Linked DNA regions of Homo sapiens: region 2 is linked to region 1. A link is a loop called in an ENCODE intact Hi-C map of the cell type or tissue named here. Cell type or tissue: mesothelial cell of epicardium. All regions are shown on one strand. Links, peaks and the distances in the headings refer to the core of each region. The heading gives the core; the rest is flanking DNA. Region 1 has its middle 64 kb from the start of TWIST2. Region 2 has its middle 64 kb from the start of MIR4440.

What was found. A loop is a pair of places that touch in the nucleus more often than their neighbours do. Peaks named below come from ENCODE experiments on the same cell type or tissue, not always from the same donor. Only the 100,000 strongest peaks of a DNase experiment are listed, where the experiment ranks them.
Region 2: it touches region 1 in a loop (9-fold over the local background); 2 of 110 quality-filtered maps call a loop at or near these places.

Annotation. Positions count from the first base shown.
Region 1 is chr2:238,778,431-238,790,312 of GRCh38, forward strand. No RefSeq gene overlaps it. Among named protein-coding and RNA genes, the nearest start is that of TWIST2, 64 kb to the right of the region's middle. RefSeq lists an enhancer at 5,058-5,561. In mesothelial cell of epicardium, for the core only: a CTCF peak has its summit at 6,765 (motif pointing left); a DNase peak (open chromatin) is centred at 6,751.
Region 2 is chr2:238,998,966-239,010,847 of GRCh38, forward strand. No RefSeq gene overlaps it. Among named protein-coding and RNA genes, the nearest start is that of MIR4440, 64 kb to the right of the region's middle. In mesothelial cell of epicardium, for the core only: no CTCF peak of the experiment used is centred there; DNase peaks (open chromatin) are centred at 4,243, 4,472, 5,834, 8,496 and 2 weaker places.

The DNA of each region.
Region 1 (11,882 bases), core at 1,876-9,875:
GGGAGGAAGACTGAGTCCTCCACTGTGCAGGGACCACATGGGGCAGCTCTGTTTGAGAACTGATGGGTGGTTTTGCTAAATGGAGCAGAGCGAGGAGCTCCGGAAGCTTCCATGTCAGGGGAGGGAGCTGCAGATTGGCACAAACCCATGGGAGAGGGCTCCTCAGAAGACAGAGCATGGCTGAGCTGGCAATTCTCCACCCTCATGGCTGTGCCTGGGACCCTCTATGCTTTCTGCACTCTGAGGAAACCTTCACATGCCTCAGATGGGTCCAGAGATATGCACCCACCACCCTGGCCCCATGCGCTGTTGCGTCTCACAGCAGAGAGCAGAGGAAGCACCTGTTCGGTCCAGGGGCCCCACATCTCCAGTTGGGAAGCTGGGGCAGGCTTTTCAGGGTACCCCACTGGGCCACCCAGGGGTCCAGGCTCAGCATAGTCATGGTTCTGGCATAGGACCCTGAAAAGAACTGAATTCTAGTTTTACATTGAGCCCAAGACCAGCTCAGGCCAAAGCCTCACTCATTTGCAAACACTGATGTGGCACCTGCCATGGTGCCATGAAGGGCCAGAGGTCAGGCAGGTGGGGAGATAATGCCCTTCCCCAAGAGGTATAATGCCCTTCCCAAAGGGGTATAAGTCCCACGGTTGTGGGGCCTGAATATCGGTCCTACCCTTTCCCAAGGAACTCAACAGCTGCACCCAGGGACAGCAGGGACACCAGGACTTAGGGTACAAGACACAGGCAGAGGCCCCTGAGCTTGGACGCTGGCCCCAGCTATGCAGCTGTGTGGCTCGAGTCAGCTCCCAAACCTCAGTCGCACATCTGAAAATGAAGACTAATTGCCCACTAAGGGTTGGGAGGACAAACTGGGTCTTTGAATTCCTGGAAATCTGGAGACTAGTCAGGAGGCCGCTGCAGGCAGAAATGTCCTATACAAGAAGAAAGAAGTGGAAATACACCTCATGTGCTGGAGGATGATGGAAACCGGTTGCAGGTGGTCCCGGCGACAGGTCTTTTGTGGCTGTGCGCCAAGCCAGGAGGAGCTGGTTCCATGATCTGGGTGGACAGACCTGGCAGCAGGTGCTGTTCAACTCTTCTATATCATTATTGATTTTCTGTCCATATGTTCTATCAATTATTGACGATATTGGAATCTCTGTTGACAATTATGGATTTGTCTAGTTCTTGTTGTGGTTCTGTCAGATTTCGCTTCGTGTATTTTGAAGCTCTATAATAAGATAAATGAACAGTTAGGATTGTTATGTCCTTTTGATGAATTGATCCCTTTATCATTATGAAATGATCATTCATTTCTTTATCCCTGGTGATATTCTTTGCTTTGAAGTCCACTTTGATGAGTAAACGCTCCAGATTTATGGTTGATTAGTCTTAGCATGGTGTATCTTTTTCCATCCTTTTACATTTAATATTTTTTTGTCTTTCTATATAAAGTGGGTTTCTTGTAAGCATCATAGACTTGCTTTTCATCAAAGCTGACATCTGCCTTTTAATTGAGGCATTTAGACAGTGTAGATTTCATATGATGATTGATATGGTTCAGCTTAAGCTTATCATCTATTTGTCTCATCTGTTTTTTGTTCCCCTTTTAGCCCTCTTTTAGATTAATTGAATAGTTTCTATGATTCCATTTTATCCACTCATATAGCTTATTAGCTATAATTCTTTCTTTTTTTTTTTTGAGACAGTCTCGCTCTGTCACCCAGGCTGGAGTCCAGTGGCGCAATCTCAGCTCACTGCAAGCTCCGCCTCCTGGGTTCACGCCATTCTCCTGCCTCAGCCTCCAGAGTAGCTGGGACTACAGGCACCCGCCACCACGCCCGGCTAATTTTTTGTATTTTTAGTAGAGACGGGGTTTCACCGTGTTAGCCAGGATGGTCTCAATCTCTTGACCTCATGATCCACCCACCTCGGCCTCCCAAAGTACTGTGATTACAGGTGTGAGCCACCACGCCCAGCCCTATAATTCTTTCTTTTGTTATTTCAGTGATCGCCTTAGGGTCTATATGCACCTCTAAGTTATGACGGTCTGTCTTGAAGTAATACACGACTTTAGGTATAGTATAAAAACCTTACAATAGTATACTTTCACATCTTCACTCCCAGCCTTGATGCTAAGGTTGCCATTCATTTTACTTATACATATGTTAGGAACCTCATGCTCTGTTATTATTTTTGTTAAATGGTCAATTTTATTTTAAAGAGATTCTGTATAATAAGAAAACTATCAATATATTTACTCACATAGTTACTGTTTCCGGTACTCTTCATTCCTCTGTGTAGATCCGAATTTCCGTTTGGTGTCATTTTTCTTCTGATGGGACTTTCTTGAACATTTCTTGTAGTGTGTCTGCTGGTGAAAAATGCTTTCAGCTTGAGTTCCTCTGAAAAAAGACTCTGTTTGACCTTTAGTTTCGGAAGGTAATGGAGACAGGCGTAGAGTTTTAGGCTCATGGCATTTTCGTTTTTGTAATTTAAATGTGTTACTCCACCATCTTCTTGCCCGTATTGTTTCTGATGAGAAATCTGCTCTCATCTTATCATCCGTCCCCTGCATGCAAAATGCCACTTTTCTCTGGTCACTTTTAAGATTGTCCTGTCCATCACTGGCTTTGAGCCGTTTGATTATGACCTGCCTTTGGTGTGGTTTTCTTCACGTAGTTTCCTCAAGATTAAGGCTCATTGAGCTTATTGGGTCTATCAGTTTATAGTTTTCATCAAATTTGGAAAATTTTTTGACCATTACTGCTTCAAATATATTTTCTATCCCACTTTCTCTCCTCTCCTTCAGGGACTTCAATTACACATATATTAGGCCACTTGAAGTTGTACCATATCTCACTGATACAATTTTCACTTAAAAAAACACCATAAAGGCACATGCATGCGTATGTTTGTTGCAGCACTATTCACAATAGCAAAGAGGTGGATCAACCTAAATACCCCACAATGGTAGACTGGATAAAGAAAACATACACCATAGAATACTATGCAGCCATAAAAAAGCATGAAATCATGTCCTTTGCAGCAACATTGATGGAGCTGGAGGCCATGATCCTAAGCAAATTCACGCAGGAACAGAAAACCAAATACCATGCTCTCACTTATAAGTGGCAGTGAAACAACGAGGACACATGAACACAAAGAGGAGAACAAGAGACAACAGGGCCTGCTTGAGGGTGGAGGGTGAGAGGAGAGAGAGGATCATGAAATTACCTATTGGGTACTATGCTCATTACCTGGGTGATGAAATAATCTGTACACCAAACCCCTGTGACACACAGTTTACCTACGTAACAAACTGCACACGCACCTTGAACCGAAAATAAAAGTTAAAAAGGGCCGGGTGCGGTGGCTCCCGCCTGTAATCCCAGCACTTTGGGAGGCCGAGGCGGGCGGATTGCGAGGTCAGGAGATCGAGACCATCCTGGCTAACACGGTGAAACCCCGTCTCTACTAAAAATACAAAAAAAAAAAAAAAATAGCTGGGAGTGGTGGCAGGTGCCTGTAGTCCCAGCTACTCGGGAGGCTGAGGCAGGAGAATGGCGTGAACCCAGGAGACAGAGTTTGCAGTAAGCGGAGGTCGCACCACTGCACTCCAGCCTGGGCTATAGTGAGACTCCGCCTCAAAAACAAAAACAAAAACAAAAAAAACAAAACTTAAAAAGAAGAAACTTGGCCCAACTTCTTCTCAAAAAGAAAAAATGACTTTTTTCCCCTCTATGTTTCATTTCGGAGAGCTTCTATTACCGTGTCTTCAAGTTCACTAATATTTTATTCTGTAACGTGTAACCTGCCATGAATCCATCCAGTGTGTTTTTCATTTCAGCCATTATAGTTTTCATCTTTAAAACTTTAATTTGTCCTTTTTATATCTTCCACATCTTTACTCCACTTTTAAAACATATGGAATACAGTTATGGTAACTTTTATTTCTTTGTCTGCTAATTCTAACATCTGCATCAGTTCTGGGTCTGTTTTGATTGATTTTTCTCCTTATTATAGGACATATTTTTCTGTTTCTTTATCTGCCTGGTAATCTTTGATTGGATGCCAGATATTGAGAATTTCATCTCGTTGGGTGCTGGGTGTTTTTGTATATCTGCACATATTCTTGAGGTTTGTTCTGGGATGCGACTGAGTTTCTTGATCCTCTTGGATCTTACTTTTGAAGTTTGTTAGGTGGAACCGGAACCTCGTTTACACTAAGGGTACTTATTCTCCAATACTCAGGCAAGTACTGATACGCCACCCGATGTCCTCTGAGATTTCCAGTTTGTCATGTGGGCACAGGTGCTATTTGCAGACCGATGTGAGTGCCAGGCATTATTTCCTTTCATCTTTAAGGTGATTCTTTGCTCGGTCTTGGGCAGTTTCCTCACACACACCCGCCAATCCTGAAGGTGAGCCTCTGCAGATCTCTGGATTCTCTCCTCTCTGGGACTCTGCCCTGCCAAGGGTAGTTGCACTGGTCTCCCCGAAATCTCTATCTTCCCAACTCAGAGAGTCTGCTGGGCTCTGCCTGAGTGGAGGAGATGCCTCCTTCTTGTTCTGTGGCCTGAAAACTCAAGGCAGTGCATTGGGCTACCATAGGGCTCAATGGTTTCCTTCCCATCCCACAGGGATCACTGTCCTTCACTGCCTCCTTCCAGTGTTCGGAAGACCGTTGTTTTTCATATTTGGTCTGCTTTTTGTGTGTTTTTGTTTCCTATGGAGGGTAAATTTGGTCTGTGACAAAGTCTTTGTGCTGTGGTTCTCTCCATCTGCGCTAGGTTGGCCTTCCTCATCTCAATGCCCCCATGCCTGACATGGCACCTGACATTCAGTCCATCTACACTAGGTCAGCCTTCCTTATCTCAACGCCTCCATGCCAGACATGGCACCTGACACTCAGTCCATCTGCACTAGGTCGGCCTTCCTCATCTCAACGCCCCCATGCCTGACATGGCACCTGACACTCAGTCCATCTGCACTAGGTCGGCCTTCCTCATCTCAACGCCCCCATGCCTGACATGGCACCTGACACTCAGTCCAACTGCACTAGGTCGGCCTTCCTCATCTCAACACCCCCATGCCTGACATGGCACCTTACACTCAGTCCATCTGCACTAGGTCAGCCTTCCTCATCTCAACACCCCCATGCCTGACATGGCACCTGACATTCAGTGGAAACTGCATGCGCGTAGATTACATGAACGGATGAGCAAATGAACTTAACTGGGAGTAACAAAGGGCGCTGAAGGCATTTGTCACCAGCTGAAGAAGTGTCACTGCTCTCTTCACACACATCTGTATATGTGTCTTGTTTCTCACGGTGATAGTTTTGAGGCCAAGGAACCTGTTGAATTAATTCATATCACATCCTTAAGGCTCAGTGACTTCGTTTTGCACAATGTAGGCTTTTAATAAATGTTTGCTTAATAAATAATTCATGGGTCGTTTAGACACGTGTCTGACAAACTTGGGTTGAAGTGTGAATGTAACAAATTTGTCTCTAATCCCAGCTGTGTGGAGTCTTTCTTCTCTGCTCTAGCACTGTGCTATCGACTACTGATAGCACCAGTCGGTAGCAGATCCCAGGACAAAATTATAGTTAAAAGATGCATGACCCATGGTGCCTTAACTTTCATATATGATGTCTTCATCTTTTCAAGGTGTTTAGATGACCATAGGAAGAAAAAGCGAGAGATAGAGGAAGTTAAAGAAGAAATGTTGGCTGCCATTGAAAACCAATCACAAATAAAGTTACAAAGTCAATTGGAAAGCAAGTGATTCTTCACAAATGCAAATCCTAGGACAGTGCCTGGCAGAGAGGAACTCCTCACTCCACCATTCTAATTCAATAATAGTCAGTTACTAAGGGCACAGCACTTTTAGGAGGAGCTCTCCCCTCTCCTACTTATGCAGAGGGGCCAAAGGATATATGACCAGGCTGTCAGCATGGGCTTCGAAGCGCTTGCATTGGGGATGCTAAAGGAAGCAGGTGCTGAGCATGAAGGAGATCAGAATCAATGAGTTACACAGGCGTGTATTCTCAACCAGAGGTGTGGCTGCACCATTAAGCCAGGGAAAGGTGGGCTGGGACACAGGACTCAAATAATCCCTCTGGCTGGACCAACGCAGAGGCCATGAAGACAGAGGAGTGGAATGTTGGGGAAAGGAGCTTTTCCATTTTTCTCTCCTTTCAGAGCCATTTTGCCTGTTTTCAAATCTAGTAACAGCATTGCTTCACCAGCGCAGTGTTGTAGATACAGCCTGTGGGTCACACCAGGATGCAATTACACTGCTGGCGGCACAGTGAGCCAAGAGGCTCTGGATGGAGCCTGGCCACCCAGCCTTCCCTCCTCAAAGTTTAGAAACTCGCCAACCCGACCCGCCTGCTGGAGGCATGGCTGCAAACCTGCAGGGTGCCACGTTTGATTTTTAAGCCTGGTGTGCTTCCTTGCCTAAATTACTTTGTGATGTATCATACTGAACCCTAAAATATTTTGTAGCCAGTTTTATTACGAAATGGATTCTATTTGGTGATTACAAAATATTCTGCTTTTAAGTAGTCTCAGTTCTTCAGCTGCTTCCACATGTGTGTTCAGCCTGTTGAAGAAGATGCGGGAGGCATTGAGCCTCCCAGAGAAAGACCCTGCAAGAGACTCCAGGGAAGAAAAACTCTCAAATTAAAGTTGTGAGCTCTGGCCCCCGCGTGCTGACAAAATCCATTGCATGCACCGCCCTCTTGTGGTCACGCAGCAGGTGACACACTTCAAAGGCAAGTTACACGGACTCTGCGCTTGGCCCCGGGGAACAGGTTCTCTGTTAGGAAAAGCGTTTCTGAACATTCCTTTATTCACATGTGCACGCACACAGCACTATAAGCAAGTGAGATCTGACATCAGGGCTATTCTCCCCTATCACAAGGAAATAACACAAATGTGGATTTTTTAAAAGCTCAGAACTGTGGGTGAAGATTCCAAAATCACAGGATGTCCAAACTGGAAAGGATCCTGACATGATCTTGATCAAATCCCCTCCATTTTTTTTTTTAAAGTGGTGGGGGGTTTGTGTGATCTTAGACAACTCACTGTATGTCCCAGAGACACATATTGACTTGCCTAAGATCACACAGCAAATCGCTGGTGTTGAGGTACAGGCCTCTGTCCCATGCCGGAAGTGGCTCTGGGACTCACCACTCCAGCTCTTCACTGGAGACGTCAGGAGACTGAGTCCAGCGAGGTCGAGAGGCCAGGGCCACGCAGGGAGCCCGAGAGCTGAGCTCTGGTGCTGGTCCCCTGGGCAGTGGGTCCCTTCTCCCATCTATGTCCTTCCCTGTTCTTGGGCAGGGACTGTCTCTTCCACCAGGACCTCTGTGCCCAGGACCGGACAAGAGGGGCTTGTGGCAAGTATGGACGGATGAAGGGGGCACCAACCAGGACTCAGGAAGAGCAGGGGCCAGAAGCAGGGCCTGGGCTAACTTATGGTTCAAATGGTAAATTTTATGTTATGTATATTTTACCACAGTGAAAAAGGAAACAGCAGTTTTAAACCCAAATTTAAAAAAAGGAAATAAAAAAAAAACTTAGGAACTTCTTTATGAGGCTACAGAGCAGCTACCACCAGCCCCATTTGACAAGAAAAATGCTATTCCCTTTTTTATTGTGGTGAAACATACATAACATAAAATTTGCCATTTTTATCATTTTAAGTGCACACTTCAGTGGCATTAAGCACATCTGCGCTGCTGTGCAACCGTCACCACTATTCAGCTCCAGAACTTTCCATCTTCCCAAATGAGACTCTGTCCCCCATGAAACACGAACTCCCTGTTTCCTCCCCCAGCCCTGGCACCCGCAATCCTACTTTCCGTCTCTATGATTTTGACCCCTTAGCTTCCTCATGTGAGTGGAATCGTGCAAGGTTCGTCTTTTTGTGGCTGGTTGTTTCACTCAGCAGAACATCCTTAGGTGCCGTCCATGTTCCCTTCCTTTCCAAGGCCGGGTGCTGTCCCACCCTACGGATAAATCACCTTTCGTTTCTCCATTCATTCATCAGTGGACACTGGGTTGCTTCCACAGTCCACGTGGTTTCACCGAAGCCTGGCAGTGGGAGCTGTCCCCTCTGGTGGACAGTGAACTCACTCTGGGGGAGGGGTCGAGTAACCATGGTCAGATGGCTCTTGCGGTGAGAGGTATGTGCCTGCTCTGAGCAAGGCACCCCGAAGGCTGAGGCCTCTCTGGAGGCTGGTAACTGTCACCCAGGCCACAGCATCTTGGGCAACCTGGATTCCTTCCTTTCCACCTGGGAAGCTTGGCTGACCTGGGGCCCAGCTCAGGCTGTAGCCAGGATCGGATGCTGTTTTAAATTTGGGATTGGATTCAGAAGGATCGGGAACCTGAAAGTCAACGTCCTTTCGGTTGATCTGAAAACACAAAACTCACTGGCTTTGCCAAAAAGGCAGTTCTCAAATTCGCAGCCAAAGAACGCATCGAACAGAAATAGCATTAGAGGGAGTGCGGGGATCCCTTCCATGTTACCGTGAAGTTCTCATACTGTTGAGCGAACGTGGGAGTCAGGGTGGAGAAAGCGTGGCCTGGCCGGCAGGGCACCGCACACTGTGCCGCTGTCTCCCCACTTCGTTTTCATTCTCTTTAAAAACCAAAACTGAAAAACCCTGCCCGTAACTACTTGCACTTATGTCCCAAACACCTCTGACTTCTCATCCGCATTCTCACTGAGGAACGTGATGCCAAGGAAGGGACTTTAAAAAATCTCTTAATTAATTATTGGTTATAATGAATGCCGAGGAGGGCACGTTTCCAAAACCCTCGTCTCCACGGTTTGCTTTCTGTTGTGTGTGCGTCCGTTGTAAACACAGCTTTCAGAATTTTCGCTGATGCTCAAGTGCTCTTTCCAGCAACAGCATTCATACACGCCAGGCCACTTCCCGCAAGTCATAATTACAACATAAAGCCAAATTAAATGTTCTAACGCTGTCGCTCCAACTCCTTCACATTTCCTTGCTCTTAGCAAACTTCCTTTTTTGAGTCCTGCAAAAGATTCGCTATTTTCCATTAAAGTAGACTCACTATTTCCTTCTAGAGTATTAAAAGTGCAAAGAGCCACAGGTAAAGCCTTCCTTTTCTCTGGTCTTACCGCATCCTTTGTCCAAACAAAGGCAGAAGTCCCCTGTCCCCCATGCAGTTGTATGTACGCAGAGAGCCCAGTCCCAGCTCCTAGGCGGTCAGACAGGCACCCCGAGTCACCACTGGCCTGCCAGCACCAGCAGCTCCAGGTCCCTGAAATCCAGCAGGCATAACCTAAGAGGTTACCTAGAGTTCAGTCAAGCTCCTCAAATAGCCACTAAGTGAAATGAGGAAAAGTTATGTAAAGTGAAGTAAAATCCTCAACAATGAAACACAAAGCTGTTATTCTCTTTTTATGAAACTCCAGTAAATTGTTTCAGAAAATGAAAGTGCCGGAAAAGAAATATTTCCATTGGGAACTAGAGATGCCCTGTGTTAAAATGGTCACACAGAAATCTGGACGACCAAGCTTTAAAGCTTTGGCTGTGTTTTAAGCTATAGCCTCGGTTCATTAGAATGGGATTTTTTTTTTTAACCAACAAACTTCTACTTTTTCTCTCTATGTGTTGTTCTGCTTAAGCCTCTGAAAACTAATTTATAAAATTGAAAATGTGTTCTTGTAGCAATTCCATACTTTCTAATAAACTTGATATAGACCCTTTTGTAGTTAATGGAATCCTTTTTTAAAATTATGTTTGAATTTTCATTTATTTGAGCTCTTAGAAAACTGTAGATTGCTAAATTGAAGTTTAAATGAATTTGTTCATTATAGCAGTTAAGAAGGCACCAAAGCCTCACCAGCAATTTCACAATTAATTAAAAATAAAAACTAATTTAAAATTATGCAGAAAAGGACACTACTTAAATCACACAGCTTTCTTTTTTTTGCTATAGCTGGGTGAGGTTTGAATATCCTAAACTCTTAAATGCAACTATTAAAATGATTAAACAGTGGGAGTAAAATATTGGCAAATGCAATATCAGCCTAGGTATAACTTCATTTTCATTATCTTGTGGTTTTTTTCTTTTAAAAATAATTTTAAATTAGTTTTTTTCCTTTTAAAAAGAAAAAACATCAAACCTGTGGCTTTATTGAAGGCTCTCTTTACACTTCATATTTTGGTGGAAATATTGCTAATTCCGAGTGTATCTTCTTGAAAAGCTTTCTGCAGAGGAAACGGGATGGTTCTAAATTCTGTCTTCTGATTTCTGACACAGCACGGTGAAATTTTTGATGAAACATCTATACCAGGCCTCCGGGCTTTCCTGAATTTGTCTAGATAAAGAAGAAGGACAAAAATCTTTTCCATCTGTAATTTTGTAAAGTTATAGAACATTTTTAAAACCTGCATTAAATTAGCAATGGAAAGAGTATTCTGTCTCCAAACATTTCTAGAATTGAGAATTTTTTTCTCTAATTCTAGTACATGCTTAACTTTACGCAACATTTTGCCCATATTTATGCATAGATATGCAAACACAATCATGGCAATGGAGAACACTTTTCTAAAAAGCATGGCCACAGTGCTACAATGAAGGTGCTTGGCCCATCAACTTGTTATATAATAAATACTTTTTAAAAAAAATCAGACTTAAAAATCCTAGTGGGCCTTGTGATAGAAAGTATATCATATAATTAGAAAACAAAATAACTGGAGTGGAAAGTTTCCTGAAACTAGCTTGATGCCGTATTCCACTTGACATTTACTGTTAAAGAAATTCAATGCACAAATTCAGCCACACCCAGACTCACCTTTGCATTTAAGTAGTCCAAGATGTTTGGAGGAGAACTGGTGTCCCAGTGTTCAGACATGGGTGAACCAGCTCTCCCTGCCCAGGCACACGAGCGTGATTCTATCCTGCAGTTTCCTGGATCTGTCATGTGGAAGCAGGCGACATCGTCTTTGATTTTATCATACGAGAGTGTTCCCACTGCATTTGTGCAGTGGCTACACCTGGCTGCTTCCACACCACACACTTCTGAAAACCCCACTGTGTTGTCTCTGTCTTGGAGGGAAAACAAGTTTGTGTGCTTTTTCTGGGTTCATTAGCAGAGCTGGTTGCCTGAGTTGGGTCCCAGCACTGCTCCTGCTGGTAAAGTTCTGCAGGTGTGTGGCTTGTCCTCTAGTTCAGCGGGAGAAACCGATTCTAAGGTTGCCGTATAATTAGCAGGGTCTCCTTTCCCTCCTTTAATCAGCTGCTAACACCTCCTGGCTGTTTAATATCACAGTCAGCCCAGTTATAAACACTAAAGGACATGCTCTTGAAATAATTAAAAAAAAAACTCTGCTCAGTAACAAACATAAAACCCGTCATTATTTAATACAGAGGAATGTTGTGTTATAACAAAATGGTGGTCTTATTCCTGATGCTTTATTCTGATTGTGGGATTTTTTTTTTTTTTTTGAGGAGGCAACTTCTCTGTATAAGGAAACATTGTATCTTTTGTTTACTTTCATCCATCTGATCTGAGACAAAATACACAACAATCTTTCACTCAAGAGCAATTAGTCCTATTCCTGTTTCAGAAAAGGGTTGAACATGTAGACTCAAAGAAGAGAGAATTCTCCCCAAAATGACTATCCATTAAGTCGTAAACATGACTTGGAGGTTAATTTCCTATAGCAAATAACCGTAATTTCCTTGAAATCTAGTTCTTTATGTAATTAAAGTTATTTATTTGAGGACTTAAATGTACTTTAACATTTTACATGCCCTTAGTATCTGTGTAAAATTCAATATTTGGAGCCTGGGGCTGCATTCCCCTGCATATATAATTGCACCGCT
Region 2 (11,882 bases), core at 1,370-9,369, 220 kb after region 1:
GAGTGTAAATCTCGTTCAAGGTCACAGGCTGAACACTGGCCAAGCCAGGAATAAAAATCAAGTCCTCTGACTCCAAGCCCTGGGCGCTTTCTGCTGCAGCACCTGGGCTTCCAGAAATCTTAAGCATCTCAAATACAGCCATGAAATGGAGAATCAATTTTAAAGTCCCTCTGAGCGGCAGTAAAAATATCTACTGGAGAGGCGGCCTCACCCCAAGATCCCAAGGGTTGCATTAAATCTAATATTAAGATTACGAGTGTGACAGAGTTGTTTGTCGGATCGGTCCTGTTGTAAGGAACAGAGATGTACTCAGGTTGCTGGGGTTAATGAGGTCAGGGCTGGAGAGACGCAGGAAGCTGGGAGAAACGTTGCGAGCTCAGAGCAGGCCTTTCAGAGGGCGGGAATGTTACCCAGAACACGCTTGTTTGCCACTGCTCAGCCACGAAGTCCGTCACTGATTCTCAGGTACTCCACTTCCAGGCCCCGGCCAGGCCAGCTGGCCCCTTTCCCTTCTCTCCAGTCTCAGCACTTGGCTTTCCTCCTGCCCCTCCTGGCTTCTGTCTCGCATCCCCACGCTGGACTCACCAGACCCTATCACTCTCTCCTGAGCTGCTTTAGAGTGTGCTTGTGGAGCAGAGCTTTCCTGCCAGGTCAGGCCAGAGGCCACTGGGCAGTCTGCCAAGAGTGGCCTGGGGTCAGTTTCCTACCCTGGTCCATCCAGTTGGCTGTGGCCAGCATGACTCAATTACAGAGGCAGCCTCCTCAGAAGGCAGAGTGGGGCTGCGGTAGGAACAGAGACAAAAGCAACGGATGCCAATTTCCCCCAATAGTCTCTCTTTTTTTTTTTTTTTTTTTGAGACAGGGCCTCGCTCTACCACCCAGGCTGGAGTATAGTGGTGCAATCAAGACTCACTGCAGCCTGGACCTCCCAGGCTTAAGCAATTCTCCTGCCTCAGTCTCCTAAGTAGCTGGGACCACAGACACAAAAAATAATTTTTTTTTTTATTTTTCATAGAGATGAGGTCTCACCACGTTGCCCAGGCTGGTCTCGAACTCCTGAGTTCAAGCAATCCTCCTGCCTCGGCCTTCCAAAGTGTTGGGATTACAGGTGTGAGCTACTGAGCCCGGCCACCCCTGATAATTTTTGATGCCTCCCCATCTTGTCCCAAATGACCCTCAGTATCAGCAGAAGGAACAGGTGTCAGTGCGTTCAGGCTGCTGTAATGAAATGCCATGACCCGGATGGCTCCTGAACAGTGAGATCTGTCTCTCGCAGCTGCGGAGGCTGCGAAATCCAAGAGCCAGGCAGATGCAGTGTCTGGTGAGGGCTACTTCCTGGTTCACAGATGGTGCCTTCTTGCTGTGCCCTCACATGGTGGAAGGGGCAAGGGAGCTCTCTGGGGCCTCTTTTTTAAGGGCACTGATCCCATTTCTGAGGACTCTGCCCCCATGACCTCATCACTTCCTAAAGGCCCCTTCTCCTAATACCATCACCCTGGAGGTGAGGATTTCAACCTATCAATTTTGGAGGGACACAAATGTTCGGCCCATAGCAAATAGAAATTGCAGACAACCTCCCGAGGTGCTGAGTCCACATTGGTGAAAAAACTTACTTGTGCATAAAATGTTTGTTCCTTACATGCACGCAAGCTTACGGTGATGGCCTGGCTTGTTTGTCAAGGCTTGGTGTTTCTGCGCAGCACAGGGCGGGCTGTCGCTGGTTGCCCTGATTTGCATTCCCCTCCCCGTAGTGAGAAGATCCAGTCCTCACCACTGAGCTCAGGAGGGCTTCTCGGCCAGGGAAGTGTGGGCCAAGTCATGTGGGACACTTCCCATCAGAAACACAGAGAGCCAGCCTGTGGTTCTGGAAGTCTCCCTGCCCTCTTTGCATGAGCCTGGCAATGTCCCAGGTGGAGCCGCTCCTGTCCAGGACGTTAGGGAGCAGAGCCACAGCCCATGGGTGGTGGAGTGAGAAGTCGCCCTGTAGTTGTAAGCCCTGAGAATTGGATTGTTCCCACAGTCCTTAGAGGCTGTGAAGGTTTTTGCCATAAATCTAGCTTGTTTCTTATTGATACACCCTCTTCTTTTTATCTGTATTTGCTGTGTGTTCCTGTTTTTCATCCTTTAAAAAAAAAAAAAAACTGGCAGGGCGAGGTGGCTCACGCCTATAATCCCAACACTTTGGGAAGCTGAGGTGGGCGGATCACCTGAGGTCAGGAGTTCGAGACCAGCCTGGCCAACATGGTGACACCCCATCTCTACTAAAAATACAAAAATTATGGTGGTGCATGCCTATAATCCCAGCTACTCAGCAGGCTGAGGTAGGAGAATCACTTGAGCCCAGGAGGTGGAGGTTGCAGTGAGCCAAGATTGTGCCACTGGACTCCAACCTGGATGACAGGGTGAGACTCTCTCAGAAAAACAAAACAAAACAAAAACAAAGTCTCTGCCTTGTTTTATGTGTCTCTTTGTGAGCAGCATCTAGCTGAATTTGGGGGATGAAGGTTTAATCCTGTAGTCTCCGGTTTTTGTACATGAGTTTAATCCCTTTACAGTTATAGTTAATACTAAAGTAATTAAAATTGTTTCTATTATTGTATGTGATATTTCATTTGCCATGATTTTTGTTTGCTTTCTTTTATCTTTTCTGCCTTTTCTAAGCATGATAACATTTTTGGATTTTTCTTTTCCCCCCAAGATGGTTTGGCAGCTGTAGATTTTTGTTTCTATTCTTGACAGTGACTATCCTTCATTTTTAGTCTACATTCGGCACTCTGGGTTTTTTCTAATGAAATCTAAAGTATCTACGTCCTTTTTCTAAACAAGGAACGTTATTTCCTGTATCTTGCCCTATCTTTGTTATTGTTATTGTTTATAAATGCACAAAGGTGAAGTGTTTTTACAGCGAGCAGGTACTTTATGGACACATTTGACCAGCAGCATGCAGAGATGGGGTTTATGTTTGGTCGACTTGCTCACAGTGGCTTCCGGCCCGAGGGTTGTGTCATTCCTGGGCTTGGGACCCTTCTTGGCGTTGTCTGTTCAATCTCACTCCCCCACCTGATGCTCCTCTTTCCCGGACCTCCTCCAAGACGGGCCAGAGTTGCCCGGCCAACTCTGCCAGTCTCTTGCCTGCTCTTTTGTGGTGATTTTCTTTTGAAATCTCAGTTGCTGTGTGATGCGTTCTTGGAGAATTCCTTACGTCCGTCTTCCGTTTCACCCGAGATCTGTTTGCCTGAATTTGCTGAGGATTTTATTGCATTTGCTGGTTTCCTTTTTATTTCAATGAGCATCTTTTTAATTTTCAGGTTTACTAATTAGATATTTTCCATTTCCATCAGTTCTGATCCTTTTCATTTCTGCCAAGTTTTGTGTATAGCCAATTACTCTTTTTAGGCTATTTCTTGTCTTTCCTCTTTAAGATGCTAAAAAACTTACTTTAAGGTCATTTTCCTGTTGCTGTGGTTCTCCCCCGTGTCCCTCTCCACACTCCTCCTTCTCTCCCTGTCCACGCCTCTCACATACACTCAACCCTGTCTGCCCTGAGGGTTTGCATCGGTCTTCGCCCAGCCTCCAGGGATGCCCTCCGTGAACCAGGTTTCATGTCCCACAGAGCATCGGCTAAATCACAAATAGAGTAATGGCATTGGTGGTGCCTTACCTGGGTCCTGGACAGGAGGCTGCTTCCTCTCACCTCCTGGTCCTTGAATCTGTGGAAGCTAAAGCCCGAGAAGCACTCAGCTGGAATTTTCTTTCTGTTCCCTCTCTGGGGTGGGGGTCTCTCTGTGCAGTCAGCTGGCCTCTGCTCCCAACCGTGGGGGCTGCACCAGGTGCCAGCACTTCCCCGACATTGGTTCCGGACCGGAAGCCCCATCTCAGACCCCACCCACGGGTTTTGTTCTGTCTGTTTTTGGTGTCTGTGATGCTTGGCTTGTTTTGTTGAAATATGTTTTCTCTAATGCTGCTGCGTATTCGGAGCAGAGAAGAGGCCTCAGTGCATGAACTTGTAGGGCCGTGCTGTCCAGAAATCCGGAAGTTTCATTTCTTTGTTTACATAAATCAACTTAAACCCAACTTGGAGCCCCACCCTGTGGGGCTGGCAGAAAATGCAACTCTCTCCCCTCCTAGAGTCCCTCCAGGATCCAGAAGCTTCCATGGTGCCCAGAAGAGCTGAAGGGCTGGGAGCTGTCACCACTGCCTCAGTGCCACTCGCACGCAAGTCCCGCTGCCCTCAGGCTGATGGCTGTTCCTCCACCCTGCCCGATGCCTGGGGATCCTTGCCGGGGATGAGAGCCTCAGGGCACAACATGGGCAGCCGTGTGCGCTCCACCCTCCCAGGCTGTGCCTTGGAGCTGTGCTCAGACCTCAGGTCCTTGGGGACACCAGCCTCCTCCTTTTCCCAGCCTCAGTGAATCTTGCCCTCTCCCTCCCACTCGCCTCCTGGGTTTGGGTTTTTATGAAATGGGTTTAGGTTTTTACAAAAGACAGAAAGAGCCTTTGGCTTTGAGCTGCTTTGGCGTTCTGCCTGGAAAAAAAATCCCCGAGGCAAAAAAATTACAAAGAGCCGGGTGATCTGCTTGAAATTGGATGAGGGGGAGAAATAAGAAAGCAAAACAAAGATTAATATCTCCACCCACCCCCTCAAAGTGTATTCCATCACACATCCCATTAAGAGCTGGCGAATGAATGGGCTGCCATTCTGAGAAGGGCCAATTCTTGGGGGAAACAGCTGGCAGTCACCACGTCCAGAAGCCGGCGATGTGGGGGCAACTGAGGCAGGGGCCACGGCCCAGCCAGTCGAGCAGAACTGGAAGGATCACAGCCCAGCCCCGGCTCGGAATGGCCCCTCGGCAACCACCCTGAGTTACCGACAAAATGCCGACGGACTGTTTCAAACTTGTATTCTCTTAAGCACGTTGGGAGAGTATGTTTCTGTGGTTTAGAACGCTTACTATCAAAAGAGCATTTTGAACATAATTTTGTCCCTTAAAGAGGTAAGCTTCAATTACTTGAGAACTTCATGGAAGCCTCGCATTTTGCAGCAATGCCGGGTCCGTGCGTACCATCGTCTGTCCTGGTTGTGTCTCTGTGTTCTCCATGTGAGAGGGCGGGGAGGGCCGACCAGGGCTGTTGAGGCTCAGGTTCCTCGCGAACTCTGCAGGGACTCCTGGGCACGCCACTCCCCTTTTGCCCCCCATGGCATTTATCTGTAAAGTAAGAGTTCTGCTGGGTTAAATGGCGCCACCTCCAAAAGATATGTCCAACAGGAACATCAGAGTGTGCCCCTAGTTGGCCCAAGGGCCATGTCATTAAGATAAGAATCTCGAGATAAGATCATTCTGGTTTAGGGTAAGCCCTAAACCCAATGCCAGGAGTCCTTAGAAGAGAAGAGAAGGGGAGAAGACACAGAGCCACGGGGAAGGAGGCCACGTGGAGACAGAGGCAGAGGTTAGAGTGATGCATCCAGCAGCCAGGCTTCCCCGCACCTGCCAGGAGCTGCAGAGAGCCCCGGAGAGATTCCCACTCACAGCCGCAGAAGAAACCAGCCCTGCCGCCGTGATGTAGGACTTCCGGCCTCCAGAACTGTGGGAGGACACATTTCTGTTGTTTGAAGCCACCCAGTTTGGGGTCATTTTTTATGACACCCCTAGGAAACTAATTCAGGAGGTTAAACTAAATCATTTCGAAGCCTCCTCAGAAATCTCCAGGCTATGGTTAGGAAGCGGGGTCCTGAATGTGGAATCCCTCTGAAGAACACAGCACACATATTCCCGTCTCCATCGTCTCCCTTCTCTCTGGAATCCGGGCCGGCCGAGAGGAAGCTGCCCTTCCCAGGCTGCTGCACCAGAGGACTGGGGGCCTGCCAGTGAAGCTTACAAGAGAAATGGCTGTAGGATGCAAAGATAGTTAGCCTGGGAAAGAGGAGACGTCCAGGGCCGTGGTAAGTTGAAAGCTTCTCATTTGGAAAAGAGATTAATCTTATTTTCGGTATTTCCAGAGGCAGCCCTGCAAGAGGAGTCAGATCTCTTTTCTTATTTCTTTCTTTCTTTATTTAGAGATAGAGTCTTGCTCTGTCGCCCAGGCTGGAGTGCAGTGGCACGATCTGGGCTCACTGCAACCTCTGCCTCCCAGGTTCAAGCGATTCTCCTGCCTTGGCCCCCCGAGTAGCTGGGATTACAGGTGCCTGTCACTATGCTCGGCTAATTTTTTATTTTTAGTAGAGATAGGGTTTCACCATGTTGGCCAGGCTGGTCTCGAACTCCTGACCTCAAGTGATCCGCCTGCCTAGGCCTCGCAAAGTGCTGGGATTACAGGTGTGAGCCACTGCACCTGGCCAGGCTGGTCTCGAATTCCTGACCTCAAGTGATCCACCTGCCTTACCCTCGCAAAGTGCTGGGATTACAGGCGTGAGCCACCACGCCCGGCCCAGATTTCCTTTCAGTACAATTTCCTACAGGGAGAAGACTGCAGCCCTGGAAGGGCAGAACCTGCCTCTGCTGGTAGCTGTGCAGGCAGGTAAGGGTGAGAGAGGGTCACAGCCCTGTGGGTGTTTGGGCTGGACAACCTGAGACCCCTTTTAAATCTGAGTTTTTGAAAGTTCATTATTCCTTGGGCTTTTTAGATCTCACCAATACAATTTAATTCCACAAAATCAGAAATCTCCAGTGAGCAGGGCCCAGGAATCTGCATTCATGCAAAGAGCCGTTGTGTCTCAGGCAGTCTGGAGACTCAGGCTAGTGACTGAGTGTTCCCTCAGCTGAATACAACCCGACCACAGCCAGCTACAGCCCCAGGGCTTGACCCACTGGGGACACCCCAAGACCACCTGCCCTGGCTTGGGAGGAGCTCCCCTTCTCTGCTGCGGGGTTGGGTCCTTGCCCTATGCAAATGCCCTTGTTGGCTGCAGATGGATCAGCCTCTCTCTTCCCATTTCTGAATTTTGGCCAAGATTAATAATAGGAGATAATTTCTTAAAATGCCCTTTACTCCTCTTTCCATCTTTCCCTAAAACCCGCCTCCTTCTAGAAGCCCTTTCTAGCCGCTATTTTCTGTCTGTCTCCATTATTCTCTAACTTAGCAAGCAAGCCATTCCCTTAGTTTATTGAATTTATCAGCTGGGGTGAATGTGTTTGTTAGCTTACTTTTTAAACAAAATTTTTGTTTTGAATTGACACATAACAATTGTACATGTTTCTGGGGTTCACCGTGATGTTTCCATGCGTGCACACGTGGTATAATAATCAAATCAGGGTGGTTAGCATGTCAACCCCTCAGACCTTTATCATTTCTGTGTTGTGATAACATTGAGATCCTCTTTGCCAGCTCTCTTGAAATATATAATACATTCTTATTAACCCGCTGTGCCATAGCACACCAGGCCTGTTCTTCCTGTCTCACTGGAACTTTGCACCCATTGACCAAGCTCCTACCCCCGCCCATCCATCCTCTGGGAACCACTGTTCCACTCTCTATTTCTATGAGATCAACGTTTTTGGATTCCACATGCGGGTGAGATCATGCAGAATGTAACTGTCGGTGCCTGGCTTATTTCAGGTAACATGATGTCTTTGATCTGTCTCTTTCTCTCTCTCTACTCTAAGCTCCCTGGGAGCAGGGGCTGTCTTTCTCTTATCCATTCTCAAAGTCCCAGTCCTTAGCACAGGGTCCTGATGCACAGTAGGCGCTTATATCCACCAGTATTAGGTTCAGCAGCAAAGAACAGAGACCCCGAATTACCATTGACCCAACCACACAAGATTTTGTTCCCTCAAGCAGAAACTCCAAAGGTGGACAGTGCAGGTGGTGTGGGCAGCTCGGCTCCACACAGCCGACAGGGATCCAGGCCCCTTCCACTCTCTGCTCCACTGTCTCCCAGTGTTCTCGTAGTCTGAGATGGCTGCTTAGATCTAACCTATATATCCATATATCAGACAGCAGGAAGGAGGAGGGATGATTCGGGGCACAGCCACTTCCCTTTAGGGAAGCAGCACACAACACTTCCAGTTACATGCCATGAAGCGGATGTTAGTCATGTGGCCAACCATAGATACAGGAGAGTCTGGGAGGTATAGTTTTATTCCAGTCAGCCATGCACGGTGCTAGAAAGAGTTCCATTTCTAGGAAATAGGGGTGTGTCCAGCAGCCTCTGCAGTGGAGCTCAGTAATTATAACTTGAATAAATAGGTGACTCAGAGCTCAGCCCGAACTGGTAGAATCTTAGGTCACCTTTATTTGACAGGGAGGATGCCCTGCTATTTACGGGCATTGATCTTTCTGCCCATAAAAATGCTGCTGGCATTGCTTCAGTGACTCAGGGACATCAGACCAGCACCCAGGTGGATGGCAAATCCCTGGAGAACACAGACATCCTTCCCTTCCCTTCCATCATGTTCATTTGTCCCTCATTCCTCTTTCTGTCCCTGCAGCACCGGGCCCTCTGCCTTGCACACCGTGGGTTGAGCAAACGTTTGTTGCTGGTGATGATGGTGGAGGGAAGGATGGTGTTCTCCACAGGGTTTGTGAGGGGCACTCACCTGCCTTGAGTGTTTTCCAGATGGGCTTTCACAGTTCTCTAAAGTCCAGTATAAATACGGCGGGGAAATGGGGCAGGGCTGTTGCCATCTTCCAGTCGGGAAAGGACTGGCAATTGTCCTCATGGCAATGGTGCTCCGTTCATCACCAAATCAACGTGCAGAGCTCAGGGTGCAGACGGAATCATCGCCTTTCTTAATTATTTTTGGTTAATAAGGAAAACACGGGCTCCTGGGCCCTAGACAGACCCTCCTGAGTTGCAGAATGATCAATCTTTCATGGCTGTGCCTTCACCTTCATAGCAGTCACTTCTTCCTGCTTTGGATGAATCAAATCCTATTTTCAACCAGACTTATCAATGTGCCCTTAAGAGGATTTGAAACCCTGTCGCTACTGAAAAAAAAAAAATTAGCTGGGCATGGTGGTGAGCACCTGTAATCCCAGCTACTCAGGAGGCTGAGACAGGAAGAATTGCTTGAACCCGGGAGGTGGAGGTTGCAGTGAACCGAGATTGCACCATTGCACTCCAACCTGGGTGGCAGAGTGAGACAAAAAAAAAAAAAAAAGACAATTACTTATGTGCACCAAACACACACTCACTGTCTCTCTCAACCCATAACTCACTGCAGCCAGGTTCCTACTCACACCGCAGCCTCAGTTTCTCTTATGCTTCTGCCGTCCCCTGTGAAGACCACACCCAGCCACCCTGCAGCGTTTGTGCCCCTCCGCTGCTCCGAACGGCTGAGCCCCTCGGGATGCCTCCGAGTAGATGAAGCTTCCTCATGCCACTGCGTCCTTCCTCTCCATCCTCCTTCATCCGGAGGTCTCTGCTATGTCGTTTCTGGGTTTGCCATTTCATTAGAACTGTTTCTCCAGTGCTTTCCTAGATGAGGCACTTAGGTGATAAACTCACTGAGGTTTTATGTATCTTCAAATACCTTCTGCTCCTAACACTTCGACAATCTCTTTATTGAGAACAGGGGTTCCTGGGGTGCAGTCTTTTGCTCTTCCACTGCTTTTAGCTTGCAGTGTTGTAGATGAGAAGCCTGAGACCATTCTGATTGTTTTGCTTTTTTAGGTAACATATTCCTTTTGACTGAAAAATGGTTGACTTTTCTTTTTCCTCAATGCAGAAAGTACAGCACTTATAATTTTCCATTCCATTTTATTTAGTAAAATTTGTATACAATAAAATGGATCCATTTTAAAAAGTACATGTTTTGACATGTTTATACATCTATGTATTCATTAAAATTTCCATCACTATCCCAGTCAACTCGGTGGCCCCTGACAACGACTGGTCTGATTTCCATCACTATGGATGCAATTTGTTGTTTCTGGAGTGTCACACAAAGGGAAGAATACAGTGTGTATGCAGAGTTCGGAGGCTGTTACCATGACATAGCACAGAGGGCATCTTTTCTCATCAGCTGAACCTAGAACTCCGTGAGCCCTTCCATGCCTACTCTGCAGGCGTCCCCCAACTCAGGGGAGAGTTCCGATATGTAATGACTGCCCTTCCTCCATCTGTGATTTTCCGCGCTCCTGTAACTTGTTACTCTCAGATCAGATCTCCTGGGCCCGACCCCCAAGCCTCCTGCATTCCGTCGGCGTCGGCCTCTTTCCCGCTCTGCTGTGTCTGCCTAGCTGTTTCTCACCCTTTTCCTTCCTCGGGTCAGCGTCTGCATCAAGAGTGAGTCTTCAATCGTCTGCCGGATGTTTTCATGATGCGGGCCAATTTTGAAGCTCCTGGACTTCGTTCGCGCCCTGGAATTGGGATCTTCTCACGTGCCCTGTGGGTTTTGATCTCAGGTGTTCGTGGGCCTCCTCCCACGCTCCGTTTCGCTGGCCACGTGGGTGGACGGCTCCCTCTGACCTTCCTCACCTGACAATACCCAGGCGCTCCCTCCACCCCCTTCTATGCCCACCCGGCCAGATGGAACGTTCTTTTTTTCCCACCTTTGTCAGCAATTTGGGGCACAGGTCTATTGCTGCAATGTCCTTAATGCCCAACAGGTTAAAGACAACAATAACAACTAAGGGATCCGCCCCCACCCGCTTAAAGGTTCTCAGCCCCTCCGAGGCCCCTAAGGAACTCTCCTTGCCCTCCTCCCCTCAAGGACAGAGAAGACTCCACCCGCCCACTCGCCTCCCTCTGGGAGGTCACGTGGCCTTCACATCCCCTTCCTCAGACCAGCTTCCCGCTCACAGGGTCAGAGGCGGTGGCCCCTGAACCATCCAACCGCAGGGCCGGAGGCCTTGTGTCACTCAGCCAGTGGCCGCAGCAGTAACGTGGCTCTGCAGAGGAGCTGGAGAGGAGACGGGGACTCTCCAGGCCCAGGTGCGCCCTGGGCACCCTCCCAATCTTCCTCCTCACCACTGGGAGGATGTGGCACTCTCTTCTCTTACAATATACACATGGTTTCTATTTGCAGACTTTTCTAAGTGACCGGTGACTGACAGTCTATGCTATTTACAGATACCTTGTGGAAAAATAAACACAGTCTGCTCCTCAAGGTAAAGTTGGCATTTTAATAAAGAATGAGAAAATAGGGGGGATTTTTTTAAAGAAAATAATTCAGTGGAGATTGCACTTTAAAAACAGAGGCTTTAAAACATTTTCCACTGTTATATAATTTTGTGGCTTAAAACAATATTTGTCTTCTACAAAAATTCTTATATATGGACACTTTAAAAATTTAAGGACAGAATTTTTTTCAATCTGTTCGAAAATCTTCCAAATGAAGGATCCTAGTGAGTTTTAAATATGTTTGTTAAAAACTTTTAAATACAACTCCTCCCAATTAATTTGCAAGAGCAAATTATTAACATCAGGGAAGATGGGCACTGACTGGACAAAATTTGAACAAAATCTTTTGCATAATTGGTGGATGGAATTGAAAAGTTACAGCATATTTAATAAGTACAGCCTTCTTTTATTTGGATCTACATGACTTTGTAAGCAATTTCTTTCCAGCAGTGATTGTCATTAAAACCAAGTTACAAAATAAAATGAACTTAGACCTTTGGATTTTGGGGTTTTTATTTATTTATTTATTTTTTGAGACAGGATCTTGCTCTGTCGCCCAGGCTGTAGTGCAGTGGTGTGATCACAGCTCACTGCAGCCTCAACTTTCTGGGCTCAAGCAATCCTCCCACCTCAGCCTCCGAGTAGCTAGGACCACAGGTGTGTGCCACCGTGCCCAGCTAATTTTAAAATTTTTTGTAGAGATGGGGTTTCACCGTGTTGCCCAGGCTAGTCTCAAACTCCTGGGCTCAAGCGATCCTCCCACCTCTGCCTCCCAAAGTGCTGGGGTTGCAGGCATGAACCACCGTGCCCAGCCAGAAAC